2 separate regions of the Homo sapiens genome follow, and region 2 is linked to region 1. Evidence: read pairs that join two places in POLR2A ChIA-PET (ENCODE). Cell type or tissue: PC-9. All regions are shown on one strand. Each heading gives the region's core, and the rest is flanking DNA. Links, peaks and the distances in the headings are about the cores only. Region 1 overlaps BTN1A1 (butyrophilin subfamily 1 member A1). Region 2 overlaps BTN2A2 (butyrophilin subfamily 2 member A2).

Region 1 (8,093 bases), core at 5,594-8,093:
TATATAAAAAATCCAGGTAAGAAGTGATGATGGCTTAGGGAGCTAGTGGTAAAGAAGGAAAGAAGTGCTCATGTCCAGGATATGTTTTGAAGGCAGAGCTGACAGGACTTACTAGGCGTTTGGAGGTGGAAAATGAGATAAAAAGAGGAATTAGTGCTTATGCCTATATTTTTGGCTCGAGAAAATGGATCACAGAGTCATTAATGGAGTGGAAAAGATTAAGTAAGGTGTAAATTGGTCAGAGGGAATCTAGAGTTGTACTTTGGTCCCCTTAAATTTGAGGTACCTATTATTTGTCACAGAGAAGATGTTCAGGAGTAGAATAAGTAAGGCCATTCTGGAAACCATGTTGGGGCCAGAGTCATCGATTCAGGAGTAGTGAGCCGATAGGTGAGAGTTAATGCTGCAGACGGAGAGAAAAATTAAGTCTTCAGCAGGCTCTTGAAAGGATTAAAAGGCTTTAAACAACAATAAACTAGTCAGCCAGAACTACAATTCAACAACTGCAACAATGTAACAGTGTCTCACTGTGGTTATTACAATCCAAAGCCACTGTCCTGGCACTTGATTATCTTCCACTGCTATTTTGCTGTTTGAATGGAACTGGTGGCTGCCTTCACCTCTCTCTCTTGGAAGAACATGAGGCCAAATTCTTGTACAGTCCAGTACAAGGTCTTTCTGTGGCAGTAGCTTGATGTTATGTTAACTTTCTTACCTCCTACTTGTTCTAAGTTGTATACTGCTTTGTAAACTAACACAAGATTTGCTCAGCTTATAGGAATGTTTGAAAGTCATTTTCTGGACAATGTACTTTGTACCTAACCAACAGCATGGACCGTGGAGTCAGATGGCCTGGAGTCAAATCTCATCTCTGCTTACTCTCTAGCGGGTGATAGAAGCCATTTTATCTCTCTGCTCTTCAGAGTCTTTATTTGTAAAATGGAGACTGCACTGATGCCTACCTACCTCCTAGGGGTCTGAAAAATGGCAGGAATTACAGCACACAAAATACAGGACCTGACGCATAATAAGTACTTTGTTACTGTTAATACTATGAGTATGCATATTCAGTTGCTACGTAAATGCATTTTGCACGATGATCAAAATTTGGAGATATTTCTTGTTCTTTCTTTTTTTTTTCTTGAGATGGAGTCTCGCTCTGTCACCCAGGCTGGAGTGCAATGGTGCAATCTTGGCTACTGCTACCGCTGCCTCCCGGGTTCAAGCAATTCTCCTACCTCAGCCTCCCGAGTAGCTGGCGCCACAGGCGTGGGCCACCACACTCGGCTAATTTTTGTATTTTTAGTAGAGACGGGGTTTTGCCATGTTGGCCAGGCTGGTCTCAAACTCCTGACCTGAGGTGATCCACCGTCTCAGCCTCCCAAAGTGCTGGGATTACAGGCATGAGCCACCGCACCCAGCGAGATATTCCTCTGGAAAGACTCTTGTTACTTCAACTAAGATCTTTAATCCCAAGTAGATGCGTAATATTTTGAAGCATACATCTAGTCTGTTCTCAAACATTAAAGTGCACATGAATCACCATGTTGTTAAATGCAGTTTCTGATTCAGGAGTTCTCAGTGGGATCTAAAGTTCTGTGGTTCTAACAAGACAGTCCAGAATCAGCATGAGTAGCAATGCTTTAAAGTATGCATGGAATCCCTATGCAGTGCTCTCCTCCATGGTCAGCCAGTCTTCTATGATGGATGATTGTTGCTCATCTGACCTTTTCTTGGAAGCTGTTGGCACCACATATATATATTTTATATATATATATAATATATATATGTGCACATATATTATATATGTGTGTGTATATATATGTGTGTGTGTGTGTGCATACATATATATATATGTATTTTAAATGAAAGGATAAACCCAAATATTGGCATTGGTCATATTTGAGTGATGAGATTTGGGACCATTTTTACTTTGTAAAATATACTTTCATGTATTTTTAGGAAAATAAGTTATTTCCATTTTAAAATAATACAATGAGCGCAAGAGTAAATGTGTATGTATTTGGGAGTGGGCTGTCAGGGACTATTGCAAGAGGGGGATTTGAGGAAATATGAGTGCTGTCTGGAGGCAGAAGAGACATGACTCAAGATGTGTGGAGGAATGGCATGGAAGAGCTGCTATTGATTAGGGAAGAGGGAAGTTGTTCAGTTATTTTTCTCACAATCTGAATGTCTGGGCTTAGTTACCTCATAGTCTCTGTTAAATAGAGGCAGGCTCCCAGAAACATGTGACTACCAGAGCTGGCATTTGGCAGTGTGAAATGAAGTCAGCTATTATTATTTTAGGGGTAAGTGCATTTTTAGTATGATTTTTAGTTGTAGGGTGGAAAGGTATTTGTTTCTAGATTAAAAATAAAAACAGACATTAACAAATACTTCAGTTAGTTTCAGTGCTTTTGAACTCATAGTGTCACCTACTTTGCCTGGGTAACTCAGACAGGCTTTGGTAAAGCATTGGCAATGCAACATTTCTTGTCTTTTAGGAGATTTGGAAATAAGGCCAGACATACTGAGACTGATAATTTCCTTATCTCTGGGGCACAATTCTTATAGCTGGTGCCACCAGGACAGGGAGCCAAAGGCAGGTTCTTAGCTCTATCACATAAATTATTTTATTTATTTATTTATTTATTTATTTATTTATTTTTGAGGCAGTGTCTGGTTCTGTCGCCCAGGCTGGAGTGCAGTGGCATGATGTTGGCTCACTGCGACCTCTACCTCCCAGGCTCAAGCCATCCCCCAACCTCAGCCTCCCGAATAGATGGGACTACAGACGTGTGCCACCACGCCTGGCTAATTTTTATATTTTTAGTATAGACAGGGTTTTGCCATGTTGACCAGGCTGGTCTCAGAACTCCTGGCCTCAAGCAATCTGCCCGCCTTGGCCTCCCCAAAGTGCTGGGATTATAGGCATGAGCCACCGCGCCTGGCCCACATAAATTCTTTCTAAGGGGTGTGTGGGGCTGGAGCTGGAGGGAAAAAGGAAGGACATTGTATCTCCTAAGAATCTACCACAAGCTCACTACTGTGCCCAGTGACCATTTTCCTGGAAGGTCATGGGGAAAAAGGAAAGAGGAGTCATAGAGCTGATTATAATCTGTGACTGTTCTTTTTCCCTACTCTCAGAGGGGGATTTCTGTGGCAGTCCATCTATTCTGGGTGAGGTTTAGAGATACATTTTAAGATATACATTCCACATTAAATCAGTAAAGCAACTGCCTGAGGTTCTTAAATATTTATTATTTTTAATAGAATGATTATGAATTGGTTTTATTTTTACTTTGGCATGAGATCTATTCAGAATGGGGGTAAGGAAGGTGTTGAGGTAAAGGCTTGTATCTAAATACACACTTGAATGTAATGTATAACCCCAAGCGAATTCCCATTTGACCCCCTTTTCTCTCCCCTCAGCTCCAGAAACAAGCCCATTTTCCTCTTTCTGGCTGATACCATCCATTCTTCAACTTGAGAGTCCTCTTCTCTGTGGCCCACACTAGAATGCAATGCAGGCTCACAGCTTCTCCACTGCCTACTTGCCCCTAAAAGAAATAGAATGCTTTGGAGGATTTTAATATTGCAGAAATAGATGCTGGATTTAAGCAAGTAAGTGCAGGGAGGATTATAATGTATTCTGAAAGTATTAGAGTGGTATTTACTTTCATAATACATCATAATGTATTATAAATAGATCGAGCAATTTCTTTTAGCTCCTTTTTTTAGTCTTCTCTTTCCTCTTCTCGGAATCCCAGTTTCGTTCAAACATCCCTTTTAAATCCGGGGACTGATGCTACTAAGCCTCCTCCTTCCTTCAATAGACTTTACTCTTGATTTTATCCAACCTATCCTGCAAATACATGTTTACTGATTTATTATAAAGGATATTACAAAGTATACAGATGAAAAGACAGATGGAAAATATGTACAGGGCAAGATGTGTGGGAAGGGGCATGCAGCTCCGAAGCTTTCTCTGTGCACACACTGCCCTCCAGAAACCTCCGTGTGTTCAGCTATCCAAAAGGCCAGAGTGCCAATGGCTACCTACCCTCTGCCCCTGTTTGGGTGGTGAACTTCATTTCTACTACTGTAAAGGTAACCTGGTCAATGGTATAGGTAAGTGAAGCCAACTCTTTAACAGTACTTTTGCAAGAGGAGGAAATATTTGGGAAATCTTTAATGTTAAGGCCTTGTAATTAAAAGAAAAAAAATGGGGTGGGTGATCTTTGGATATTATTTGATATAGTTTGGATCTGAGTCCCCACCCAAATCCCATGTTCAATTGTAATCCCTAATGTTGGAGGTGCAGCCTGTTGGGAGGTAATTAGATCATGGGGGCGGTTTCTCATGAGTGGTTTAGCACCATCCCCTCAGTGCTATTTTTTTGGGAGACAGAGTCTCTCTCTGTCGCCTAGGCTGGAGTGAAGTGAGTGGCATGATCTCGGCTCACTGCAACCTCTGCCTCCCAGGTTCAACCGATTCTCCTGCCTCAGCCTCCCAAGTAGCTGGGACTACAGGCATGTGCCACCAAGCCCGGCTAATTTTTTTGGTATTTTTAGTAGAGACGGGGTTTCACCATGTTAGGCTGGTCTTGAACTCCTGACCTCAGGTGATCTGCCTGCCTCGGCCTTCTAAAGTGCTGGGATTACAGGCGTGAGCCACCATGCCCGGCCAATGCTATTTTTGTGATAGTGAATGAGTGACTAATTATGACATCTGATTGTTTAAGAGTGTGTAGCACATCCCCCGCTCCCCCCTCTCTCCTCCCCCGTCCCTGCTGCTGTCTTCCTTCTGCCATGGCCATGTAAGATGTGCCTGCTTCCCCTTCGCCTTCTGCCATGATTGTAAATTTTCTGAGGCCTCCCCAGAAGCTGAGCAGAAGCTGTCATGCCTACATAACTATGAGCCAATTAAACTTCTTATCTTTTTTTTTTTTTTTTTTTTAAATGGAGTCTTGCTCTGTCACCCAGGCTGGAGTGCAGTGGCGCGATCTCAGCTCACTGCAACCTCTGCCTCCCGGGTTCAAGTGATTCTCCTGCCTCAGCCTTCTGAGCAGCTGGGATTACGGGTGCCTGCCACCACACCCGGCTAATTTTTGTGTTTTTAGTAGAGACGGGGTTTCACCATGTTTGTCAGGCTGGTTTCAAACTCCTGACCTCGTGATCCACCCGCCTCGGCCTTCCAAAGTGCTGGGATTACAGGCATGAGCCACCGTGCCCGGCCTAAACTTCTTATCTTTATAAATTACCCAGTCTCAGGTATTTCTTTACAGAAATATGAGGATGGACTAATAAAAAATTGTTCCTGAGTTGAGATTCTGTATTCCTGCTTGAAGACCCTGGTAAGCAGTTGTTCCCTCATGAGGCATCAGCCCCCATGTGCACCTGCCCTGGTGAGCCCACTGCCATCAGGCCTAGGGATGGGTCTTAGACCACATACAATGGCAAAGCTTTAGACAGCTGCATTCCCATGCAGGTTTCTTGCCCTATGTTTTATTTTGTTTCAGTTGATATTAAAAAAGAAAGGTTAAGAGGTTGCTTTCAGCAATCAGACAAACTTATTTATTAGGTAAAGACGATGAGCAACGTCTATCCTGGAAACTGGAGAATACGATGGAAATGGAAGGTATAAGCCTGGAGTCTATTGGCAAGACAAGCCACATGTGTAAAGGAAAGTGCTCAGGGGCAAATACACAGGTGCAATCAGTCCAGCTGCACTGAACACAATGATGCAGCATTCAGGGGACCCTGAGGAGAGGCAGCATGTAGGAAAGCTGGGTAGGGAAAGTGAAAGGTGCACAGTGTGGAAACGGAGGCAGTTGAAGCTAACTGAAGGTGTGTGTAAGGGGTTTGGGCATTGAGATGAGGGCTGAGGTGACATAAGGTTGAGATGGTGACTGAGCAAGTGGTGATATCACTGAAGGATGACTTCTAGGAATGTCTTTGAAATAGAGAGATGCTATAACAAAAAGAAGAGGACAACTGGAAACTTGTGGATCAACAAATTGAGGGTGGAATGACTTCCAGGCAAGGGAGAAACAGGAGGGCGCAGAGAAAGGAACAGGGTACAAAGAACAGCTGTGCAAACAACTTTTGAGTTTTGTCAAAAATTCTCTCCTCTATCACGCTTTCTGCCTGACCCTTCATCCCTGCTCATCTCAGTTCCTCTCTGCTCTCCCTTTTCCACAGCTCAGACCCATAGAAGTGGGGCCAGTCTCCTCTGTCCTATAGGACGTGGCTTAGAAAATTTGCGATATAGGCTGTGAAAACTCTATGGATGAGCCAGGTGTTCATCATGTGCCTGGATTCACCTCACTTCCCTCCATCATAATATTCCCTCCAAGTTCCTTTATGGGATTTCAGCCTGAGATTGTCCTTTCACAGCACATTTTGAATTTTCCACTTGCCTAAAGCCTGTTTTTCCACATACCCTTATCCTGGATACCAAGATATTTCAACCACAACCCCATGCTAACCTGACCCAATCTCGATCCCTAATCTGTCCTTTGAGTTTGCTCCAAGTAGTTTCCTATAGGTTCTAGTCTTAAGGGATTAGGAGAACACTAGAAGCAGTTTGAGTCACCCCTCCATCCCCCAAATATTGGTACAGAAACAGATTTGGAAGGTGCAATCCCCACCCTCTCTAGCAGCAGCAATGTAACCTTCACAGGATTAATTAATTGCCACCCAACAGGAAGAAACAGACTGGGTAAAGCTAGCAGGTGAAGCCTCAGAAGGCTATGGAGGAGAGGGGTTAGAGGAAAGGAAAACAGATGAGCTGAGATATTCCTTAAGGTGCCCCTTGGCTGGGTTGGGTAGGGATTAGCTTAGAATGGAGAGTGTCTGCATCCCTAGGGGCAGAGTCCTCCCCCATGGGGGACAATGGGATCTCCTTAGAAAGGTCCTGGGCATTAGCAATGACTGTGACCCTCTCAGGCCCATCAGCAATTGGGCAGATGGTCAGGGGCTTTTTACCGCTAGACCATAGGCAAAAGAAGGGCCGGAGGGGGCCAGAGAAAGTGACATTGGAGAAAGTATAGATATCAGATCCATCATTCATGTTGTAGAAGGAGATGTCTCCTGATTCATAGTCTAGGAAAATCCCAACCCGGCGTGGGGGCCCTGCCAATGGGAGAGGGGTCCGGAGAGGAGTGAGGGCCCAGTACCCATTTCCATACAACTCTACAGCCCAGAACCCATTCTCAGGAGTCATGGGGTCAAATCCTTTCTTCATCACATTCTCCCTACACACGCCGATTGCCCAGTCAGTCCTGTCTCCCACCTCCACCTCCCAGTAATGCCTTCCTGAGGTGAAGGTCTCACGGCCCAACACACAGGGCCAGGAGTCAAATCTCTCTGTTTTCTCAGGCAGTTTCTGACGTGAATCTTCCAGTCGAACAGATTTTGAATCCTCATAAAGAAAGAGGTGGGGATGAGCTGTGTCTGGGTCCAGAGTCACATCAACTGGAGAGAAAGAAACAGCAGGTCTGACATCAGTGAATATTACAGGTTGCAGGACTGTCTTTCCTTCTCCTAAGAAACAGAACACTGTTGTAGGAGTTGACAGGTCTTCTGGAGGTGGGGGGATGTTTGGCCTGCTCAGGGGTCTCCATTCACCACAGGATCCCCCCTTACCAGCAGCCAGAGGGTGATGTAAGAGCTAACTGTGCCTAGGGCCTAATGGGACTCTGTCGGAAGTGCCATCTTCCAAGGGTTCTCTATGTGCCTCACAGAAACTGTTGAGGCCATCTGTCATCACCGTTTCCCTTCCTGTCCTCATCACTAAAGTGTTAGTGTTTTCATTTCCAAGTATCATAGCACTTTGAATTCCTAGGGGATAGAGCCTCAGAGCCCTAGAGAAGTTCAGAGCCACTGACCTGCATGCAAGGTAGCCTTTTTCCATTCTGCAACAAAAGAGAAAGATAGTCATTGACAGGTTATATAATAAGAGAGAGAAAACTCTGTGGGTGAAATAACAAGAAGACAGAACTTACTGAGTTCTTCCAGGAGTCTCTCTGGAAAACAAACAAAAATACCTCAATGGCTTTCTATAGTGGACGTAAAGGAGGGGACAAAACT
Region 2 (6,883 bases), core at 3,424-5,923, 110 kb after region 1:
TTCTTTATGCTGTATCTAGATATCTGTCAGCACATCCAAGGCACACTGCCTTACTATCTACTGTCTCGAGATTTTTTTTTTCTATGTTCATCTGTTCTCATTCACAACTCATTAGCCCTGGAACCCAAAGCCGGTTAACTAATTACTCAAGGTCTCTGTTTATTCATCTGTAGGGCAGAAATGAGATCTGTTCCATAAGTTATTTAAGGAGCAGTTAGCACAGGCCCTGCAAGTAGTAACCCTCAATGAATTTCATTGTCTTCCATTCTGAAAGGCTCAATTCTGATCCCTGCATTGATGAGTCCTAAATCCACTTCCCCTGGAGACAACATCAACAGATGTCTGCTGTGGAGTTGGAGTTTTAGTGGGAAGGTGAAGGGAAAATATCTGAAAAGTTTGACATGAGGAAATGTGTATGTTTAAAATAGAAGTGAGGTAGGTGCAGGGAAGATGGGAGGAAGGAGGTGCCATTTACATTGTATTCTATGGGATGATGTCTGCTGGGGTTGCACAATATATCCCATCCTCATCCGGTGGGCCAGATGTTAGGAGATAGGGAGACCAGGAAGGAAGCTACTGTGACAGTCTAGGCAAGAAATTATGGTGGCTTGGCAATGGGGGATAGGAGACTTTATTGATTACTAACTTTAATACTAGGAAATACTTACATAGAACCTGCTACCATGCTGGTATTGTGCTAAGAGATTTACATGTATTAATACGACTCATGACAACCCTAAGAGGTAGAAACCTTATTTCGCACATTTAATAGATATAAAATCTGAGGTCCAGAGAGGTTAAATAACTCCCCAAGGCCACATGAGTAGTTTCTTTCTAAGCTGGGCTTTGAGTCCAGGCTGTCTCACTCCAGAGTCTGTGATGAAACCACTGAGCTAGACTATTGAAAGGAAGTATAAATAGCAGGGCCTGGCTATCAGTCAGAAGTGGTAGGTAAAAGAGAGCATGAGAAGGCTGAAATGACTCTTAGGTGGTGTCACTCATTCAGTTAATGATGGGTAGGCAGGGTTGATGGGAATTTAGTTTTGGACACACTCATTGTGAGATGTCTAGTGGGCATTCAGGGAATGCGTGGGGCTGGAGACAGAAATGCAAGTGCTGGTGGGAGTCTGCTTATGGGATAGAGCTTTGAAAACGGATTGGACCCCACAAGAGCATATGTGGTGTGAAAAGAGAGGCCAAGACGAAAGCCTAAGGAATATCAGCAGTTCTGGAGCAAGTGAAGCAAGAATTCTGAGAAAGATCTCCCTAGGAGCAGGGAAAGGCCAAGAAGAGGGCCCTGGGGATTGATGAGGCAGACGCCACATAGGCAGGAACACCTACTCAGGCAGGTCTATGAAGAACTCAGTGTTGTCCATAAAGGAAGGACAGAAGTGTATAATGACAAGCGAGGCCCAGTGTCTCACAGCTATAATCCCAGCACTGTGGGAGGCTAAGGCAGGAGGATCGCTTGAGCCCAGGAGATCAAGGCAGCAGTCAGCGATGATCACACCACTGAACTCTAGCCTGTGTGACAGAGCAAGATCCTGTCTCTCTAAAAAGGAAAGCACGGGGGTGGGAGGGGAAAATAGAAATGTGTAACGGATTTAATGGTTGGGAAACCATTAGTAACTGATAGAAACAATGCTTATGGGCTGAGAGTAGTGGCTCTTGCCTGTAATGTAGCACTTTAGGAGGCTGAGGCGGGCAGTTCACCTAAGGTCAGGAGTTAGAGACCAGTCAGGCCAACGTGGTGAAACCCCGCTTTACTAAAAGTACAAAAATTAGCTGGGCATGGTGGCACAGGCCTGTAATCCCAGCTACTTGGGAGGCTGAGTCAGGGGAATTGCTTGAATCTAGGAGGCAGAAGTTGCAGTGAGCCGACATCATGCTGCTGCACTCCAGCCTGGACAACAGAGCAAGAGTCTATCTCAAAAAAAAAAGAAAGAAAGAAAGAAAGAAAAAAACAAACAATGTTTATGGTGTGGTACAGCAGTGGCCATCATGATGGCAGACAGTCCCTGATGGCCATGTATGTGTTCTCTTTCTGAGACTTTGCTTGTATGAAAGTAGAGACCTAGAGAGAGGTTAGCATGTTTGTATTGCCCAGGGAAAGAGGAAGCAGGGCAGTTACAATGGGAGAACATTGAGCTTCTTATATGATGTAGCCGATAGAGTCTGGAGTGGACCCCTTATGATTACTCCTCTTGCAGTTTGCAGCCTGTACTTTCCCTGAGTGTGAGCTGAACCTGTGGCTTGCTGCTAACCAATAAAATATGGTAAAACTGATGGGATGTCCCTTCCATGACTACACTATGTAGTGTAAGACTCTCTCTTGCTAGCTGACCCACTCTAGAGGCTCTGTCTTCCTAGTTGGCTATGAAGAGGAAAGTAGTCATCATGGGGATCCACACAGCAGGGAGCTGAGGAGGCCTGTAGGAGCTGAGAGCAACCTCCAGCTTCAGCCTGCAAGGAGTTGGGGCCCTCAGTCCTACAACTGTAAAGAAATGAACTCTGTTAACAACCTGAGTGATCTGAAAAGAGGACTCTCCCACAGTCGAGACTCTAGATGAGGCTACAGCCTGGCCAACACCTTGACTTTTGCTCTGTGAAGTTCTGAGCAGAGGAGCTCACTAAGTTCTGCCTGGACTTCTGACCCACAGAAACTGAAATGATAAATGTGTGCTGTTTTAAACCACTAAGTTTGTGGTAATTTGTTATGCAGCAATAGATCACTAATGCATTAAAGTGAAACAGGCATGACAACAAACATGCAGATAAAGAAGATAAAGAGAAAAACTTGTGTTTCCAGCCCTGACCCGTTGCCTGGACTACACATTTATTACTGACCTGCCTACTCTGCATCTCCACGGGGATCTCTAGTAAGCTCCTCAACCTGAACGTATCCAAAACTGACCTTGGATTCTATGCTGGCTCCTCCCCTGGCCTCCAAAACCTGCTTCTCCCTCAGTTTCCTCATCTCAGTAAGTGGCAACTCCATTTGTACCATTTCTTAGGACCAAAACCTTGTGGTCACCCTTGATGCCCTCCTTTTTCATACCCCACCTGTAAGTTTATCAGCAAAGCCTTTTTACTCTGTCTTGAAAATAAATCCAGCATCATAACATTTTCATGGCTCCTCCCTGGTACAAGTCATCTGCATCTTTCCCCTGGATCACTGCAGTAGCTCCCAGCTGGGTCTTCAGGCCTCCATCCACCACCCCTACCCACAGCCCATCTCAGTCTAGCATGTGAAGTAACTTCTTAAAATGTAAGTAAGTCCAGTCCTTTTTCTGCTTTAACCTTCCTGTGGCTCCCCTCTGAGAGGTAAAGCCCAGGTCAGCATGATGACTTTCAAGGCCATATATGATCTGGCCCTCAACCCCCTCTGGCCTTGTCACCTCCTAATCTCCTGATCACCCTGTGTGCTCTGCCCACCCCAGCCTCATTGCTGTTCTTCACACAAACCACAGTGCTTCTGCCTCTGTGCTCTGGCACTGCTGTTCTCTCAACTTAGAATGCTTTTCTCCCAGGTATTCTGTGCCTCACTCCCATTGCTCATTACCACTCTTTTAGAAATTGTGATTTCCTATATTCCTTCCCCTGATTTATTTATCTCCTGAGCAGTTATCATCATCCAACACACCATATCTGTTACTACTTATTTTGTTTTCTGTCTTCTACAATGATAAGGAATGGGACTTTACACTTTGTGCACTTCTCTGCCCCCAGTACCAAGAACACTGATTGGCATGTAGTTAGTACTCATTGATTTTTGTTGAATGAATGAATGAACTGAACACAGAAGTCCTAAGGGAAACTGGAGAGTGAGAGTCCAGGGTGTGGATGGAGAATTAGCCTGACACAGGGGAAAGGATACCTGCTTCTTAAATCAGAGAAAATAGATGAGGAGGGGCAGGAGCAGGTCAGGGCAGCAGCAGGAAGTTTGGAATCTCCTCCTTCTATTTTCTCTCTGAGGTTGAGGGAGCCCTAATGAATGTCATTAGTGTCCTTCCAAAAGAGACCCTACAGATCTATCTTTATCCTTTGGCATGTGAACAAGTCTATGGGCCCTCACCACACACCATTATGCTGGGGTGTTGATCTTAGATTTCCCAGCCTGCAGAATTGCAAGAAATAAATTTCTGTTGTTTACAAACCATTCAGTCTTGGTGATATTTTTGTTATAGCTGCCCACATAGACTAAGACATACACATTAACACAAACAACCTTGCTTTCCATCTTTACAAATCAGGTATTGAAAAAATCACTCCTGATTCTTTCAATATTGTGTCTATTTGTAACTGCAGTAATAAAATTTTTGATTACTTAAATTTTTTCAGTCCAACTGGATTACTGAATTGTCTAAAACCTAAAATACTACCATTCAAGCTAGAATTTTAGATGCCTCATTTTATTAGTCAGGGTTCTCCAGAGAGACAAAATCAATATGATATAGATATAGATATAGGCATAGATATAGATGCACATACAGATATAGATGTAGATACAGATCTATGAGCAGGCATTTATTAAGGAGATTGGCTCATGTGATTATGGAGGCTAAGAAATCGCACAACAGCTCATCTGTAGGCTGGAGACCCTGGGATGCTGGTAGCATGGCTCAGTTTAAGTCTGAAAGCCTCAGAACCAGGGAAGCTGATTGTGTAACTCTCAGTCCAAAGCCAAAGGCCTGAGAACCCAGGGCCTCCTGGTACAAGTCCTGAAGTTCAAAGGCCGGAGAGCCAGGAGTTCTGATGTCCAAGGGCAGAAGAAGAAGAGTGTCTCAGCTCCAGAGGAGAGAAGAATTTGCCTTTCCTCTGCCTTTTTGTTGTATTGGGCACCCAGCCAACAGAAGGAGAGAATTTCCCACTGACTCACTTGCCAATCTCTTCTGGAAACACACTCACAGACACACCCAGAAATAATGTTGTACCAGCTGTCTAGGTATTCCTTAATCCAGTCAGGTTGACATCTAAAATTAACCAGCACATGGATTAACTTCCAGGATCCACTATTCTAGTTTCAAAATGTGGTTTTGGGATTCCTAGAGAGAACTCTGATGTACTCTTAAGGAGTCCCCAGTGTTAATAATATTTTCACAATAATAATAATGAAACATTAATCGTTTTTCATCTCATTCTCTCAGTAGTGTGCAGTAAAGTTTTTTTGAGCTAACATGACCTATGATATACCAATAGGTTTAATACAAAGGCAGATATGATAATACAAATATCTCTTATTAAGCCAGACATGAGATCTGGAAAAAGTTAACCAGTGTCACACTTTTTGTTTTTTTATTTGGACACAATAGATTGCTTTTTCACAAAACATCCTATCTACATTAACCTATAACTGATTTATTAATGCTATTTTAACATAAATTAAAAGATAACATTTTAAATTTTTGTTTCAATGTCAAATGTCATAAATATTAACCCAAATAAACAAAAGCTCTTTAAAGTCCTCAATAACTTCTAAGTGTCTAAAAACATAATTAGATCAGGAAGTTTGAAGCCACTGGTGTCCCCATTGAACCTGAATGCTGACGTAGACCTGGTCCAGTACTGCCCTGCTCGACCAGGACCTCAAACCTCAACCACACTCAGGGACTAAGTACTGACCCCTTGTTTATTGCAGGGACATCTGAGCCAAACCACATCCACATGAGTCCATGTTCTTCATTCATCTTCATCCCAGGTCCAGGCCTGTGGGTGTGTGCTGTGGAAATCCTGGGGTTGGGTGGAAATGAGCCATCATCTCCCAGGACCCTTTAGCTCTTATGGTGGGACTTAGCCATCCTTACAACCTTGGTCCCTCCCAGCTCTCTGGTTCCACTTCCTCTATCTCTGATCTGCATATCTGGTTCCCTCTCCCTTCTGGTGGTCCTGTGGATTCCTCTCTCCTCTCTCATCCTGGTGAACCCTGTTGGCCTCATTCCAAGTCCACAGCATCTGGTGCCAACTGGCATATTGGGCTTAATGTGGTTATCCTGATTTTAAACAGTAGGTTCGCTGCCCAACAGCTTCTCTCACTTTCTTTTTGACTGGGAGCTATGAAACAACTAGTTCCCTATGCCTGGATCCCATCCCATAATTACAAGCAAAGGAACTACTAAAGCCACAGACTAGTGAGGAGGAGAAAACTGGGGCAGAGGGCTGGAGTGGGTGTGAAAAAGGCAGCTGGAAGATGTTCTCTTACGTGACCAGAGGGGAGGAGGGCGTGTCTTTCATTAGGGGGGTTGTGCGGTGGCTGCTGAGATGGCCAGGGCTTATCTGCATGGCTGTGAGTCCAAGGAATTGATTCTATAGGCTCTGGTGGGTCCCCACTCTGTGAAGTTTCAGGCCCTCTTCAGGCACCATGACCCCACTGGCTCCTGTGAGTGCAGGGCAGATGAAGATGGGGCTGTCATCAGACCCTAACCTGAAGAAGGGCCTCACAGGCACAGTAAAGGCTGAACGGGGACATGTGTAGATGTGCGATCTGTCCCTCATGTTGTAGAAGGAGACATCTCCAGCTTCATAGTCCAGGAAGACGCCCACCCGGCAAAGGGACTCCTTCAAAGGGAGAATCCTCTCAGGGGAGGACAGGGCCCGGTATTGGTTTCCAAACATCTCCAGGGTCCAGAAGCCATTCTGAGGAATCAGCAGGACCTCCCCTTTCCTCTCAACACTGTGTCTGCAGACCCCCACAGTCCACACCATCACGTTTTCCACCTCCACCTCCCAGTAATGTTTCCCTGAGGCGAAGCTCTCCCATCCCAGGACACAAGGCTGACTGTCGAATCTCTCTGGGTTGTCAGGCACTCTCTGCCTGTAGGGGCCCCGCCTCACACTTCTCCGGTCCTCTGACAGGAAGAGCTCGGGATGAGCGGTGTCTGGATCC

What was found. Peaks named below come from ENCODE experiments on the same cell type or tissue, not always from the same donor. Only the 100,000 strongest peaks of a DNase experiment are listed, where the experiment ranks them.
Region 2: POLR2A ChIA-PET joins it to region 1 with 7 read pairs; 6 of 35 experiments call an interaction of 5 or more read pairs at or near these places.

Annotation. Positions count from the first base shown.
Region 1 is chr6:26,507,886-26,515,978 of GRCh38, reverse strand. BTN1A1 (butyrophilin subfamily 1 member A1) reads right to left here. Exons shown (of 8, transcript NM_001732.3): 6 at 8,009-8,029; 7 at 7,892-7,918; 8 at 5,554-7,478. The coding sequence ends at 6,805. The region is part of intron 1 of LOC107986583 (a long non-coding RNA gene); the gene reads left to right. Among named protein-coding and RNA genes, the nearest start is that of TRL-CAG1-7, 9.3 kb to the left of the region's middle. In PC-9, for the core only: no CTCF peak of the experiment used is centred there; no DNase peak of the experiment used is centred there.
Region 2 is chr6:26,392,388-26,399,270 of GRCh38, reverse strand. BTN2A2 (butyrophilin subfamily 2 member A2) reads right to left here. Exons shown (of 8, transcript NM_006995.5): 8 at 4,397-6,883. The coding sequence ends at 6,304. Among named protein-coding and RNA genes, the nearest start is that of BTN3A1, 6.4 kb to the left of the region's middle. RefSeq lists a silencer at 888-977. In PC-9, for the core only: no CTCF peak of the experiment used is centred there; a DNase peak (open chromatin) is centred at 4,910.